2 separate regions of the Homo sapiens genome follow, and region 2 is linked to region 1. Evidence: chromatin loops called from intact Hi-C (ENCODE). Cell type or tissue: A673. All regions are shown on one strand. Each heading gives the region's core, and the rest is flanking DNA. Links, peaks and the distances in the headings are about the cores only. Region 1 overlaps NPAS3 (neuronal PAS domain protein 3). Region 2 overlaps NPAS3 (neuronal PAS domain protein 3).

The links. A loop is a pair of places that touch in the nucleus more often than their neighbours do. Peaks named below come from ENCODE experiments on the same cell type or tissue, not always from the same donor. Only the 100,000 strongest peaks of a DNase experiment are listed, where the experiment ranks them.
Region 2: a loop joins it to region 1, with 3 times the contacts of the local background. A loop is called at or near these places in 2 of 110 quality-filtered maps.

What each region holds. Positions count from the first base shown.
Region 1 is chr14:32,943,281-32,951,627 of GRCh38, forward strand. All of the region lies in intron 1 of NPAS3 (neuronal PAS domain protein 3), which reads left to right. Among named protein-coding and RNA genes, the nearest start is that of NPAS3, 8.6 kb to the left of the region's middle. In A673, for the core only: no CTCF peak of the experiment used is centred there; DNase peaks (open chromatin) are centred at 4,671 and 7,471; H3K4me3 peaks cover 612 bases; H3K27ac peaks cover 5,994 bases.
Region 2 is chr14:33,160,314-33,168,660 of GRCh38, forward strand. All of the region lies in intron 2 of NPAS3 (neuronal PAS domain protein 3), which reads left to right. Among named protein-coding and RNA genes, the nearest start is that of NPAS3, 230 kb to the left of the region's middle. In A673, for the core only: no CTCF peak of the experiment used is centred there; a DNase peak (open chromatin) is centred at 5,078; H3K27ac peaks cover 2,048 bases.

The DNA.
Region 1 (8,347 bases), core at 318-8,317:
GTGTAATTAATATCTCAGCAATCAATTGGTAAGACTTATACTGTACTTCAAATATAATCCAGAAATTGGAGCAGTTTGATAATTTTAGTCATATGAATTTTGATCTTCCCCTGTAATTCTTCTACCCAATGGCTGGCCCTATACTATAATATAGCTATTTTATGAGAAGGCCAGAATACTTATGAACCACCTTACTCCTCTTCCCTGCCCCAGATCCTGGTCTGGGATTCAGTGCTATGTTACAATTGTGTCTGTTTGAAGTAGGACCTGCTGCTAGGATCCCCTGCTCTGTGGTGAGGTTTTCTATGGCTTCTGTAAAGCAACACTTTTGGGGAAGCATTATTTATTTTCTTAAGCAGTAGGTCTTCATATTTGGGGATTTCTTTTTTGTTTCTTTATTTCTTTTCTTTTTCTTTTTTTTTTTTTTTTTAGACAGAGTCTTGCTCTGTTGCCCAGGCATGCTGGAGTGCAGTGGCACAATCTCAGCTCACTGCAACCTCTGCCTTCAAATGATTCTCCTGTCTCAGCCTTCCAAATAGCTGGGACTACAGGCACATGCCAATACGCCCAGCTAATTTTTGTATTTTTAGTAGAGATAGGGGTTTCACCATGTTGGCCAGGCTGGTCTCAAACTCCTGACCTCAGGTGATCTGCCTGCCTCAGCCTCCCAAAGTGCTGGGATTACAGGCGTGAGCCACTGTGCCTGGCCTTTATTTGGGGATATTTATGGAGAATATATTACAAAAGTTTCAAAATCCTTTTAATGCTTTCCTCTACTAACTTCCTTAAGTGCTTTACTATTAATAATGACCCTAATGTAACCTTAATCTGTTTTTGTTTTTCTACAATTCTAGTAAACCTATGTCTTATGCAAAATGTCACTAAATTTAAAGAAAATTAACACTCATGAAAGCAGAGGTAGCTCCTGCCACCTCCATGCTATGTTTACACAGTCACTTTTTCTGCGTATAACATTTAATCATTCTAATTGATTTTTTAAAGTTCTGCATTGTATTTGGGCTACAGTCTAACTTCAGGTGTTTTATAGACGTGTCTTTAATTGCTTAGGATGAATAAGGCTGAAACTTAGTAAATAAGTTAGTATGTTAAATTTTACTTGATTAAATATTATTCTTTAAATTTTAAATGCTATCAAAATTGCACATAATGGAATATGTGAAACTTTAAATATATCTATGATTAGTAAGAACTAGAATTTATCAGAAAATCCAATTGTTTGCATTCGGTGATGTTAGTATTTTCCCAGTAAATAGTGGCCTTTTTTCCCCCCTCATTGGTCAGTGTAATAAACCAACTGTAACTGAATGGTATTTTTACTGCGCTGAGCCTCATTAGTGTGAATAGGATGTTTGCACTATTAAGTTTGATAGAATAGTTAGAAGAATGTGTAGTAATATTAGTAATACTACAATGCATAAACAGGACATGGCTTAGTAAGAATAAAGTAACTGCTACTGTATCTGAAATGACTAGGGCAGTGACAACATTAAACAATAGTTGAAGTTTTCTGTATACATTTGTAAAACATCACGTCTTGGTGAATTAATTGAAATACTGTGGTCTTGTATGTGAAATCAGGGGAAGCAAGATGAAGATCTTATGTTACTATGGCCCACAGTTCTCCTGGCCCTAGACTGTAATGATTGACTGGTTCTTTCATTCAGCTTCATTTATTGAACCTCTACCATGGACCGTGGTTATGCGTGCCAGGTACAGTACTAAATATATACCTTGTAAGAGCAGTTGCTTTGGTTGTAGGCTTGCCCTTCTATTGGTTATACAAAATATTATAGAGAGCCAGAAGATACCCTTTTCTAAAAGAGTAAGAAGTAATGAATTCATAGAAATATAAGGCTTTCTTTTTTCACTTCTGTTAGCTTAGTGTTCTGTGAGGATAGTTATTCAACTTGTAAAATATTGTAATTAGTGACTACAAAGTGATTAGAGGCTCCTGGAGGACAGAGAGAGAAAAGATACTGTATAAATTGAAGTGAAATTGTAGTAAATTTTATAAAAGTTATTTTGATGGGATTTAAAAATAAAAATAGGTTATATACGATGATGATTATATAATAATATAAACATTGGACACTGCCATGTTTCAGACACTATATTACATGCTTCACAATAATTTTCTCTTTAGTTTCCCCACTGACCTATGAGGGAAGTGCTAATATCCCCATTTATGCATGAGAAAATAGAGGTTTAGCATTCCCAAGGAAGGTGATAGAGACTGAATTCAGGTTTGTCTCTCAGGTGAACTTAGGCAGTACAGTCTTTGTAGAAATGTACCTTAACACCAGTGTGGAAGGGCCTGCGTTTTCAGACTTTCCAAACTCAGAGATTTCCGAGCCAATATCAGAGAGTTCCAATGGCAGAAAGACCAGTTCACTATGGGTAGTGAACGATAGCCCTCTGTTTTGGTCCTTCATCAGATGTTTGGAGAAATACAGTGTTTATGAAATTAGAGAAAGAATCAATATTGAAAGCATCGTTACCTCACCCTTTACTATCCCAGTAGTTTTGTGGGCAAGCTCCATAACTATACATACTTCAGGGCAGATTTGTAGCTGAGTGGTGCCAGAAGAATCAGTTTGCCACGTACATCTGCCTCTTTGGTCACAGCATATGAAGTTCTCAAGGCCCTCTTCTGCTCATATAATTCATGGCTCAGAGTGTGCCACAAGTTTCTCTAAAGATTATAGTTGAAGCATTTTTATTTTGTGATAGTTTTGCCACTGGTTGTGTAAAAACTGTCTCATAAGGCTTTCTGAATAACTCATTTTAGTACCTAACTGTATTTCTGGACATTGTCTTTTGAAATTTGTAAGGATTTGTACAAGTTGGCCTCCTGCCAAATTATCTGGCATTATAATAATGGCAGCAAGCATTTATATAGCATCGTGTGCTAATAAACAGGTACTCTTCTGAGAGCTTTACATGCATTCACTCATTTAATTAAAAACATGACATGTTAAAATGGGCCACAATAAATACATAAATGGTAAGTTATTTACTCCCCCATCCCCCCAACACACACACACGCGCACACACACACACACACACACACACACACACACACACAGAGTCATCTTCAAGAAGGGAAAGTTAGCCTTTGGTAACTTTTTTTCCTCTATGCCAGGAACCCTAGGGTTGGTCTGATACATAACAGTTCTTTAACAAAAGCTGTACTTTAGGAAACTTTGTAGCGTGTGATGTGGGTGTTCATTGCAGAATATATGCAAGATCTCAGTAGCAGACAAACATGCCACATTTATCTTTACGTTTTTGGATGTAATATTGTCAACTAAATAGCTTCTTTAAAAATAATAGGTATAATAGAAATTTCGGGCTTAAAAGGACTAGATAAGAAGTGCTTGAGTATTTGTGATTGCAAGATAATTCGCTTGTGTATTGGATTCATTTTTTACATTCAGCAAATATCTTGTTTATGAAAGGATAAGTTGCCTTTTAAGTTGCAAAGGACTTAAAATTTAAAGGGATATTTTACTGAAATATTGAAGATAAAAAACAAAAGTCAATAGGAAGTATAAGTGAAAAATAGACTACAAAATTTTTAACCACCATCAGATCATCTTAAAAGAGATTACATCTGATTACATTATTATATTATCATCAGTATGCTAATGCAGAATTAAAGGGCTGTGAGTTGGGTACCTAGTGTAAAACATTAAACTTACAAATCTTAATTGCATATTTTGGAAAGTAGTGTCCCACAGCATTTTAAGACCACTTTATAAACTTATAGGTCATTTCAATAATATTTCATTATATCTGATGAACTAGGGCATTTTCATTTGTAAGATTTATAAAAATAATTTTCTTATAAAGAAAAATTAATATTGGATTAAGGGTCAATATAAGTGTGAATATAGCTATAATTAACACTCTCTTCCCCAAATCTCTGATTTTTCCTTTCTGCTACAGTAACACTGCGGAAAAGGATGCTAGCTCTAAACTTCATTCAGAAGCACTTTAGCTCAGAAAGATGGCAGTATTTCAATGGTGGCAAGTGGAATGATTGAAATTGTTTGCAGAACTTCTCTCTCTGGTCCTAGAAAATGGAGACATGAATGAATATGGATATTTTATTAACTAGTATGTATTGTGCTGATGGAAGGGGCATTTTCCCTTTACAAATATAATTTATTCATCAGAATCCACTTCTAAAAACATATATATTCTATTCAGGTATATGAATTTTTTTAATTATACAAGATTTTTGTATATAGTGTACACAGCATATATATGTCACATGATACACACATATATATACACTGTTTACAACATAAATTATATATAAAATATGTATGAGATATACCATGTTTGTGTATGTCTATCTAAAATGGAAAAAAGTTACAAAGATATCTTGAACATTATAAATGTCTTACTTTAGATTGAGTTAAATTTAAATGTATGCAGTGGATTGGTGACTTTTTGTTTTCCTAATGCTGTAAGGCAAAGTAGGCTCATCATTTTTTTTTGCACATTTTTATTGTTCTGTGTAAATGTAATTTGTTAATCCTGTGAAATTTGTCATAGATAAATTTGCTTGGATTATCTTGTCACCACCGTATCTGCATTCTTTTGTTCATTGCTTATTCATAATTTAACAGTCTGGCAGTGAGCCTTTTTGGGATGCTCACAAGAGATATATGACCTCTTCCAGCTGCTACTATAACCTGCAGAATGCACAGCAAGACATTAGAAACGTGAGGATTCCTCTACTGATTAAAGTGCTCTTCATTTAAACAGTCTGTTCATAAGAATCTCAGGAATCTCTTGCTACCAGCAGTTTTTAGTTTTTTCTTCCTAACAAAATTAGTTTTAACAATTGAATCTTCATTTGCTATGAATTTTTCAGATTATCCAAAGGAAGTTAATTTCTTGAATGCTGTTTCTTCTTTATACATAAATACTTAAAAAATTTATATTTTGGGGATGTCAAAGTTGTCCAAAAATGGTTTTATTGGGCAGTGAAGAATGTAGAGTAGATATATTGCATCCTAATCTTAGAAGAAATGGTTGGTTTAATCCTGTTTGAATCTAAGAACTTTACAGTTTATATTCAAAACACTCCATATTATGTAGTATGTAGCAGACATTAAAAATAAAATGTTACTTGAAGTATAACCCCATCTTTAGGTTTTCATTATTCTGAATTAGTTTAGCATATGAATTTATTCTTTTCTCTCTCTTTGCTTCTCTCTTTCTGTCTCTGGAAATCAGCAGCCATCAGTTTACGAGCAATGGTTAGTTTTTGCCTCTCTCCTGTGCAGGCATATGATTATGGTTCAAAATAATTCATCGCTAATCCATGCAGTATTGGTTCATCTCCATCACTCTGTTCTGTGATTAGAGCCTCAGGCCTGCTGCCTTGCTTTCTGCCCTGATTTTCTTTAACTGCAACCTTTGTTTTAATATAGTTCTGTAGTCACCACTCTCCTACCAGCCCCTCTCCATTCCTCATATATATCGATTGCGGTAGATTAATATTTATTTGAAGCCATTTTTCCAGACTTTGAGAAAAATGTATTCATTTCTTACTGTGACCCTTCATCTAAAGGGAGCGGGGAGAGGGAAAATGTAGGGCTCAGGTATGCAACTCTTAGACAATAAAATTATTGTGTTTCCCGTTTTAATTCTTCGCTATGGTCAGCGTATTTTACTTTTTACAGAAATCAGGAACTTTAGTTTCTTTGAAAAAATTTTATACAGGGTAAGGCACAATGTTAACAGTTTAACTCTGTGTGTTTGTAACAGTTCTAGAATGGCTTTCTGTATTTTCTAAGTACATGCTACAGCCAATGCAATCACCATAATATACATTGATCAGCTTGCATTGAATATTTCCAGACAGGGACACTAAGCTATCATTTTCCTTAGCATCAAAATTTGCCACTTTTACCAGAAGGTCATCTAACAGATTTTTAAAAGACTTTGTTTCAGATCTCGGTAGTCCTGTGTTCCTTTTAATAATTACTTTAGTCTCATTGTAGCTGTGTGTTTGAAAGTGTAGGTCAATGAGGATGATTGCATTCAGAATTTCATGATCTGTGTAGTGGAACAAATTGAAAGCAAAGCCTGTATCAATCACTGTGAAGGGAGGGTTAATTGTTACCGCTTCTCAAGCCTCTGGACAGATAAACCAGTAATGAAATACTTATTGCTCTGATATGTGAATGCTAAAGGATGAAACAATGGAAACAGAAGCCGTCTTCAGAGATAACCAAATAAGCAAAGAGAAAAGAATGAACTAGATGAAAGTATGGAACTGTGTACTGCATTAACTCTCTTAAAGTAATATTATTTTTAGTCTCCTACCCATCTTTTACTGGCAGGTTAGGGCAGTATCATATATCAGGTTGATAAAGCCAAATAAGAATATAAATGGAAACCATTTTTTTCTGTTAAAAAGAAAAAAGAAAAAAGGAAAAAGTCCAGCCCTATGCTTTATATGAACTCTGTATATTTTATAAAAATAATTATTTCATATTACTAATTATATCACTGTTTAAGGTATTCTTTTTAAAAAAATTAGTTATGCTACATGTATTAAATTTTTATATGCATAGATGTCTTACATTCTAGAATGTTTTAAAGGATTGTTTTCTTTGAAGAGATTTTGGAATTTTTGGTTTATTATACACCAAAGTATAGAGGAAATAGTGTAATACATAAAGAAATAGTAAAATAAGAATTAGTGTGGCAAAGAAATCATGAGATTAAATACATTTAACTATTTCTTCCATATGAACTTAACATTTAAACATCCGTTAGTTACTTATATGTTGAAATATATGCAAAAATATTTAGCCAAATTGAAGTCTTAGGTCCATGACAATCATCTCAACACAGTGGGTAGTTCTGAAAATTAATGAGAATGATAATACTGTAAAGACTGTTCCAGAGTTTGCCCAAATTCATTATCTAAGACTCTTGTTAAGAACATCTCAAAGAATTTTAACCAGGAAAATATATTAATGGTTCAAAAGCATTTTCAAAGCCCTGAATTACAAAAGTATAATGGAATTATATATGCAAGAGTTATAGTTAGCAGCACAGATAACAGAAGCATTATAAAGGCATATTTTTCCATAACCTATACTGCTCTTGCATGTGGTTTCATCCATAGGGTTTAATTTCATACATGCATATATTATTGCTGTTAGGATGAGAAAGATCAGGATCATTTAAAAAATAAAACATAGGGAAGCTTATAACTATAAAAAGTTAGGTATATCTACATTTCAGCATCCATTTCAGATGTGATACAACTACTAGCAAGGTACAACAATCTTAACAAAAAGAAATAATCTTCCCACATCTTTGTATTTACCTCAGAATGTTAAGAATTTCCTGAGGCCTTAATCTGTGCCGTATTGATGTGGCTGCATAGCAACTGAAACAAATGATTGAGACATAGCCCTTTTTACGATAGTGACACCATCCTCTAGCTAATGTGGTTTTGTGTATTTTAAAAGATAGCTGTAATAGTATTGCCATAACATTGCTGAATCAGGATTTTTAAACTGCCAGTGAAATACACTAGGACAGAAGTTAGTAGAGAGCTCTCAAAGTCAAGATGCACCAAAAGGTGTCAATCTTTGTGTACAACAATGGGCAGGCAAAAAGCAAGAGTTCCATTACTCAGTAATAAATGTGTACTTAAGACAGAAGCCCGTGGATATCGAGATTGTCAGGGCAATACATTATGAATTACCACTGGTTACTTGCTGCTTGGGAACTAGTGCAGCAGCATGGAATGGCATAAATCCTGGTCACCAGTGTCAGTCTTCCATTATCTTTGTAGGAAGTTGTATTCTACCTAGGTTCTTTAACCTTTCAGAGCCTCAGTTTCTTTATTTTCATACTGAGTTGCTAATACCTACTTCCAGCTGCAAAAATCTATGATTATGTGATTTGAATTATGTGGATATATAATATAAAATAATGAGATGAGGTATTATAAATGGCAGATTGTTTTTCCAATGGCATTAACATTTACAAATATTCCATATTTATAAAATGATTAAATAAATTTTTTATGTCAAATATGGTGCTTGTTATATAGATTTCAGTCCATAAAATATAGGATGTTAAATATTTTTCTTCATGAAAACATCTTTGAAAGGAAACATCTTATTTCAAGAGTGTCCAGAGGACTTTGCAATGGAAGCAATAGGATGCCTTAAGTTAAATTTTAAAGTGACATATGATGCTAAGACTCAATGTAACACTAAAGAAAAATACTAAAATGTTTGGAGATAAGTACATTTGTTTCTTAAATTCAATTGAGACAGTA
Region 2 (8,347 bases), core at 339-8,338, 220 kb after region 1:
AACTCAGTTTTGAGATATTAAGACCATATATCCAAGTGTATAGCAAATAAGTGGTCCAAAAGTGGTGATTTTTATTTCACATTTAGTGAAAAAACTCTGAATTAATAGTTTGATTAACTGTGCCAAAGAAAAGTCTGTGGCTCTGGGAAGGGGAACATCACACACCGGGGCCTGTTGTGGGGTGGGGGGAGGGGGGAGGGATAGCATTAGGAGATATACCTAATGTAAATGACGAGTTAATGGGTGCAGCACACCAACATGGCACATGTATACATATGTAACAAACCTGCACGTTGTGCACATGTACCCTAAAACTTAAAGTATAATTAAAAAAAAAAAAAGAAAAGTCTGTGGTTCTGTCCATCTTTCAAGTATAGATTCTGGTTATTTCTAAAGGTTATGATTCTGTTTTTATTTATTTACTTTTTTTTTGTTTTAAGTCACAGAACTGCAGGAACTTGGGTGAAGTCAGCGCTCAGTTTTGATTTTATCTTTGAAGTTCCGCCATGTGGCCAGTGGCTAGCAAGCATTCTCCCTTTGGGGCATTTCATTTCCAAATGAAAAACTCTGAGTTTCTCCAACTGATGTGTTTCATTCACTCACTGTCTTACTGGTCTTCATTGTAGCACATATTGGAGAAATATGGTACTGAGCATACTTTGGACAGCTTCAAAGTTGAGTTAAATGTAAGTATTTTCCAAACAGTGGAGGACAATGAAAGATAACAGATACTTTAGTATGCGTTCATGTACTGGCTGGAACATGTTCATGCTCTGGCAGTGACTTTAGCTTTTCCTTAGAAAGCATGGGGATATTAAGTTATTTAAAAGTATTCTTTAGATCTAAAGTCTAAAGGCATCTACCCAGATTAATTTTTTAATATTTTCTGTATAGTTTCCTGATGGTATTAGAAGCAGGAAGTAGTATGGAGATAAGGAGCATATTTATTGAATGCCTACTATGTGCCAAGCACTTTGCTTAACATTATGATTAATTTTTGACTTCTCAAAACCTTGTGATTTAGTTAGTACCTATCCATTTTATAGATGTAGAGAGCAAGAATCATTGATACTAATTAACTTGCCCAGCTTTATGCAGTTAGTGAAAAGAAGTTAAAACCCAGGTATGTTGGATCCCAAGGCCCAAGTTCTTGACCACTGTCTTCTAATCAACAAAAGCTATATACTTAAGAAAACAAGGGTGAAGAATGAGGATACTAATACATTGGTATCACTGTACTTGACATTGTGGTTTATGTTTCAAATACTGGTTCTGTAGTCTTAAAGGAGTATATTTATTTGCAAATGAAAGTAGCAAGCTCACGATGGCTTCCTCCATGGTTTAAGAGGATAATGAGAGAGATCAATAGTTGTTGTCTTGTAGCCAAGCGGTACAGGGGAGAACTGGAAAGGTAGGTTCCCATTTGCTCTGTCCTGGAGGAGATAGTCAATGAGAGTATAGCCAAGTAAAATTATTACAAATGTTCATAAGTACTTTGAAGGAAACAAGTAGGGGTTGAGGTAGAGACCAGCAGGATAAGGAATGTTGCATACATAAGACGTGGGAAATAGGAATGGCTCATGTGAGGAAGTGACATAGGACCTGAGCCATGAAGGCTGAGGAGCCAGGTCTTAGAGCTGAGTGCTGCTGTCAGTTATCAGAGGAGCCCTGAATAGGCCATACTCCTCCAGGGATGGGGCATAGAGTCCTAGGCTTCTTCATTCCTGGCAGAGAGTAGGCACCATGCCGGGCACATGGCTGGCCCTGATGTATATTTGCTGAATGAATTTTGCAAATCCCTGCAAAGAGCATTTCCTTATGTACCTGCTTATACGGTCATCTGTGTTGATGTAGTGCAGCCAGGTACTTGTCTACTTAAACTTTTCATTACAGAAATTTTTAAACACAAAACAGAGTCTAGAATAATGAATCTCCATGCATCCATATCTACATTCAACAATTATTAATATTTTTTCAATCTTATTTTATCTAACCTCTACTTCATTTTTTTCTCCCTATGGTATTTTCCAGCAAGTCCCAGGCATCATATCTTTACAATTGTAAATACTTTAATATGCGTTTCACACTGATGAGGGCATTTTTATTTACATAGCCTCAGGTCACTATCACACTTAGAATTAATAAGGACTAATCTTCTGATCTTTTAAAAATTTAATAAAGCTAAATACAATTTATTAACAAATTATGATGGAATTAGCATCTATAAATGTGCCTGGATGCAGTTGCTATTTCCTTTTAAATTCTTCTCATGTTTGTGACTTGACTGTCCAATGACTGTAATTTCTTACTCTCTCTCCAAAGCTAGCAACCAAACATCAACTTTTCGTTAAAAACAAGCAAAAAAAAAAGTGGCCCAAGAGGAGCGTCTACACTGCAACTGACTTAGAAAGCTGCTTGACAGAACCTCCTCTCTTTATTGGTCCCTGTGGTGGCAGATGGTATTAAATCTGTACATGTGTCAGAAACATTATTTTTCAAAAGTTTGCTCTGATATTTTTCCTCCAGACATCATCGGATGTTGGTTCTGTCTTCATAAATTGCAAGTGGAATTGAGCATCGGTAGACTTTGGACAATCTTCTGTCACTCAGAACTGGCTGCTATGTACTCAACACTGGGAATCTAGAAAAATACAGATCTTTGAAATCATTACTGCTGACAAAGAAAAAGGAAGTCCCAGTGACACCTCTTAACATCATGACAACCTGACTCACCGACCACTTTCACTTTTTCAAAAAACCGTGCAGTGTTAGTTTGGCTTTAACATCTCTGTACCCCTCATTCATTATTTAATCTTATTTTGCTTTGTTCAGACAAGCTATCTGGGCTATTGTGAAGCTTCACACAGCCAATTACCTCAAGGTGTTTAGTTCATTTATTATTTAAAGCATAAATCTTGTACAGGTTGTCCATTGACGACCCTCTGAGTAGATGGAGTAAATGCCTTTCATCCTGGCGGCCTCAGTCAGTGCTCACAGACCTGCTTGCTGAGCTTGGCAGGCCAGGCGAGAGCTGGAGCATGTAAGATAGCAGAGGTAATTGCACTTTACTTTCTGTTTAAGGGTACATGCGAAAAATGTGCACACAGTCGCAAATTGAGTTGATATGTAGAGAGAAAGAATCTTTCATTTAAAATGCAGTATTTCTTTCTACAAAATACTTGCTGGACAAGTTAAATCTTGTTAAACGTTTTAGCTATTGATATGGGCTGGATACTGAATTTAAAAGTTTGTTTAGAGTAGGCCATAGTAACATCACACTTAAGAATACTTAAGCAGAAGTGTTTTGTTGTTTTTTTTTTTTTTTTTTTTCAAATTTGCATCTGTGTCCTTGAACCCATTTTCCTTTCCATCTTGCTTTTAGTCTTGTGTCATTATACCAAGGGTCAGATGACTTGGAAAAAAGGCTAGTTTAAGTAATGTGCCAATTCTGCTGATGGGCTTACACGCCATTAAGAGATTTTATTCCAGGCCGAATGTGCCAGGTATTTAACTGGGAACTGGTACTAATTTCAGAGCTAATACTGAGCTGTTCCACATCAGTGCTTTCAGCAGGTGGCTTGAACTGACAGTGTAAAGAAAAAAGTGAGAGAAAATTACCATTGTACTTTAAATTTCTCTGATTGAATTGACTGATTATACTGTCAGAGGAGCATTGGGAAGCTGGCAGGGTTATGGGCAGTGAAGAAATGACAGACTTCTTTTAGAAAGAGCTTGCCTGTTGGTTTTTGCACGGCCAAATATTTCAAAATGATAATAAGGTTTGATGTGAGATTTTAATTCAGTACTTGTGAAAATTCATGTGTTCTCTGATATGTCTTTTAAAGCAGACAATCTTGTAAGGAGAGCCAGTGGTTTCCCTATCACCATTTTCTCTTATACAGCAAAGTATTGAAACATTGGATTCAAATTCCATCAGTCAATGTTAAACTACATTATTTTATATTTACAAAGAAGTTTCATAAAGATTTCAATTTTGTGAAGAAGCTTCACTTATCAGAGAATGGAATTGAGAACTTAAGTGTCTCAGGATGAAAAACTGTTTGTTTTATGTAATCGGTCTTATATCATGTTCTTAAATAAGATCTTCTGTGTAAGAAGTTCTTACCAGTCACAAATATTCCCAGTTGTCTTCTAAATTTATGATTATTTGTTCTAAAATTCTATATTATTTAAATATTTTAAAATCTTCTTCAAATGAACAACTTAAAAAAAAACCACAGAGATACATTATTCTAGTTACTGTTAGTGGAATAATAATAATGGCAACTAGTGTTTATTGAATAGTTGCCACATACCAGATACTTTACTAAGTGCTTCATGGTGTCCCATTTAATCTTCACAGTGACTACATAAGTAAATTTCTTTCGTATTCCTGTTACTGATGAGGAAATCATGGCCCAGCGAAGTTGGATAACTTTCCTGGGTACCCAGAGCTAGTAAGAGGCAGAGCCAGGGTGCTGACTCTCAGAACCCCATTGCTTCTCCTGTGTCAGCACAGGTGACTCTTTTTTTTTTTTTTTCCTGTCAATTCACTGACTTCCTTCTGTACTGGTGAGACAGGGAATTAATACAATAATTTCCCTTTTCATGGTTATCCCATTATGAATTTAATAGGACTTTTTGGTATAGAGTTATGAGAATTCATAAGGGAATCATTTAAAATGCAGAAAAATGTACTGAAGTGTTCTATGAAAGGTGTAAGAGAGACAAGTTTAGCAGAGTGTAAGTCAGGTTTGGGGCAGAAGGAAAAATCAGTCAGGATAAATGGGTCAGCATTCATCATTTGTTCAACAAATACTTATTGTACTAGGTGCCAGGCATTGGACTCGGCCTGTCGGAAAGCACTGGGTGATTTATTTTTGTTGGGTTGACTCCCTGGTGGGATTATTCACAAACAACCTTTCGATGTAAGTAGGAAGCTTTAATTGCAGAAGAGAAGGGTTAAAGTCTCTCTGGTTGGACTATGGTGTGTGAGTTTTGTTTCATTGCATAATCTAGTAGGCTATCCTCGTATTATCATTATTCTGATGCAGTGTAACAAACCAGCAGGAAACTGCATTCCATGGGATTTCTATGGGGACTACAGAGAATTCGTTCCAATGCTTACAGAGCAGCCTGCTTGGAGCTTAAAGTAGCCTCAGGGCTAATGTGAGGAGCTGTGCAGCTCTACTACTGAACTGTAAAACTCAAAGCATGCGTAGTGTAAATAAAACAAGGTTAGTAGAATCATTTCTAATCTGGAGGCCTTATCAGAGCGTTGGCTGATAATTTATTGTTGAAAGAAGGAAAAAGGCAGGAGATTTGAAATACTATGCCTCACTGAAAATGTAAATACCTGTTTTTTTGCTTAGTTTAAAACTTACTTCCTCTCTTTTTTTTTTTAAGCTTAATTGAAGGTACATTTTGAAAGAATGTGCACCATTTACCCCACTTCCTCCTTCCCCCAAACAAAACTGTCAAGCACAGTGACACTTTCTGTAGCAAACTTATTCAGCCTAGGCTTATAGGAATCCATATTCGGGGGCATGTTGGTTTGATTTCTGTGTTCTGTCCACATTCTGTGAGTACTTTGTGTCCCCCCATCCCCAAAGTGTGTTTAGCAGTGCTCCCTTATGTTAATAGAAGAATTGTCCTGCCTTCTTTAGCCACGCTCACATATTGGATGGTTAAAGTTGCTAGGTACCAGCCCCATGAGGATAGTCTGTGGTCTCCCCACCATGCCTCCCCATGTGCTTCCACTACTGTCGGTGCTGTGCTGTTGATAAGCTGTCAGACCGGCCTCATAGGCCTGCGACCTGTGACTCACAGAAGCCTCCCCCTCACCCCTCGGTTCAATTTGCTGCTGTCATCTTCTTGAAATCCTTAATAATGTTTAATCAAGGGGCTTCACCTTTTCATTTGGCACTGGGCTTTACTCCTCACATAGCTGGTCTTACCTGTTCTGTGGGCATCTTCCCCGTTCCTGACCCCAGCAGCAGAGATTGCATCCTTCTGCCAACTCAGATGGTGCCTCATCCATGAAGCCTTCTAGTTTTTCCATAAACATAAGTATCTCTTCCCTTTGTATGTCCCTCAGTTACAGCCTGCATTCCACCCTGCCTTGAATTCACATCTGTCTTGCATGCACATCTGTCTCCCTCAGTAAGAGGTAGACTCTTGGAGGGAGGGCAGGCACTCTCCAAGGATCTTTGTATTTTTTTCCCTCCATATCCTAGCCCAATGCCTTTCAGTTCTCCATAAATGCTTTCTGAATTGAAGTGAATTAAATAATTTGCCCTTTTATCTGAAAGAGTAAAGAAATTTACATTTAATATAAGGCCCCTTTGATAGACATATTGCCTTCATTTCAGTTCTCTTCTGATGCAGAATTATGGTGCTGGCTTCCATTGAATGGCAAATGGGATGAGATGGTACACATACGATTCTGCCTCACTGATGAATTTGGGGTGGAAAAAATATAAATGAAATCATTTCACTAATTTTAAGACATTTAAAGAGTATGGAAATTGAGCTTAGGAGGAAAAGGTTAACTAAGGTTAAAGCGAATGCTTTTCATTTCACTTAGTATATCACTAAGTGGAGATTTAAAGGCACTGCTCTTTTCTTACCAAACTTTCCTATATTGCTCCTGGATTTCCTTTTAATGTAATTTAAGTAAGACATTCTCATGGTTTAGATCATTTTAATTCTGCATGCTTCACAAGGGCTATTTTCATATTGGAAATATTTCATAATATGATTCCTTGAGCCTCTTAGAAGAATAGAATTTACAACGCTTGGTATCTACACAGGAGGTAGAATTCTAGCAGGTTTAGAAACTTGTATATAAAGTTCAGACTTTGTTTATTAGCAACAAAAGACAATGCAGTTGACTCTACCACACAGATTTTTAGCAGAGGGGCCGTGATCAGCTTCAGGAGTTCTATAAACTCTCTCAAAGTGTATGCAAAAATTTATTTTGAGGACATTCAAATCTCCTAGAGAGAGGGCTCCCAGGGCAATTTCTCAAAGTATTCAAGCCAAGTTAAGAACCAGTGGGCTAGCAAAAATGGAAAATGGAATGAATACACACACGCACAAACAGACACACACATACACACACACACGCACGTATATTGTAAAGATAAATTAACAAATCAATCTGCTGAAGACCAAATCCTGTGTTACATGCATTTGTGCTGTTGAAATCTGAAATGTGTGGACTACAAAATGTTGTATTCATTGAGTATTACACTATTATTTTTCTGAAAATAGAAGATAATACTAATTTTGATAAATATAGATTTATGTATTTATAAATGAGATCTCAGGTCCAGAATTTGTTCATTCTTGAATGCACATTTGTGAGCAATATGTTAAGAAACAGAGGAATTGGGCAAAACACAATTCCTTCACCATGCCACATAATAATAAGAGATACCGTTGCTAACTGTTACATTGGGAGGAAAAACCCAACTTCCAGACATGGTTATTCTAGAATATGGGAAGTTTACGATGATATTTGCAGCATACCCATGTAAGGAATGACATACTTTACAATAACGAAAATCCTTGCTTAGAAGTGAATGAGGCAGCTTTAGGAAAATTCCATGCCCTGGGAGATGCGATCGCCTAAATAAGTCTCACACACAGCTTCTGAATTTCTTGTGCATCTCTCAAAAGTGGGTTGGACAGCCTTCCCTAGTTTTTGTGGCTTGTTTTTTCATTTAGCATTCTTTTCCTTATGTGTTACTTTCTTGACTGATTTCCGGGCTCTCTGAGCATTTGGGAGCAGCGTAGCTACGGAAGAGCCCAAGATTGCATACGGAAACTCAGCTTGGACTCACAGGCTGAGGTGCTCACCTGGAGCACATTTGCCTCTAAAATATGCAAACATTAAAGTTGGGGTAAACTCTGAGAAATCCTGGGATAGTTGCAGTTCTCTTTAGTATAGTTTAGAGACAGCTTACTGTGTGTAGAACAGCTGTAAGCACTAAAGGGGATTCGAAGGCAAACAAGACTCTCCCTTGCCTTGAGGAGCAGAGAAGGTCACAAGGAAAACAAAGACACCAGACATCTGACCCCATCAGACATCCTCAGATGGAACAATTCAACCAAAGCTGTGAGAAGCATATCATTCCAAAGACAGGGGCCTGTCTGAGGAGGTAATTTGTAATTTTTAAAAAAGCTTTTGAGCTTACTTGGAGACATTTCCGAGTTGGAGCCCCAAGCCCCTAAAGATCTTGTGTGATAGCTCTCAAAGCTGACTGCCCCTCATTTCCTTCTTTGCTATCCCTGTAGTTGGTGTAGAGTTCCCTAGTGGGACTCAGAAGGCACCAAGGATGCT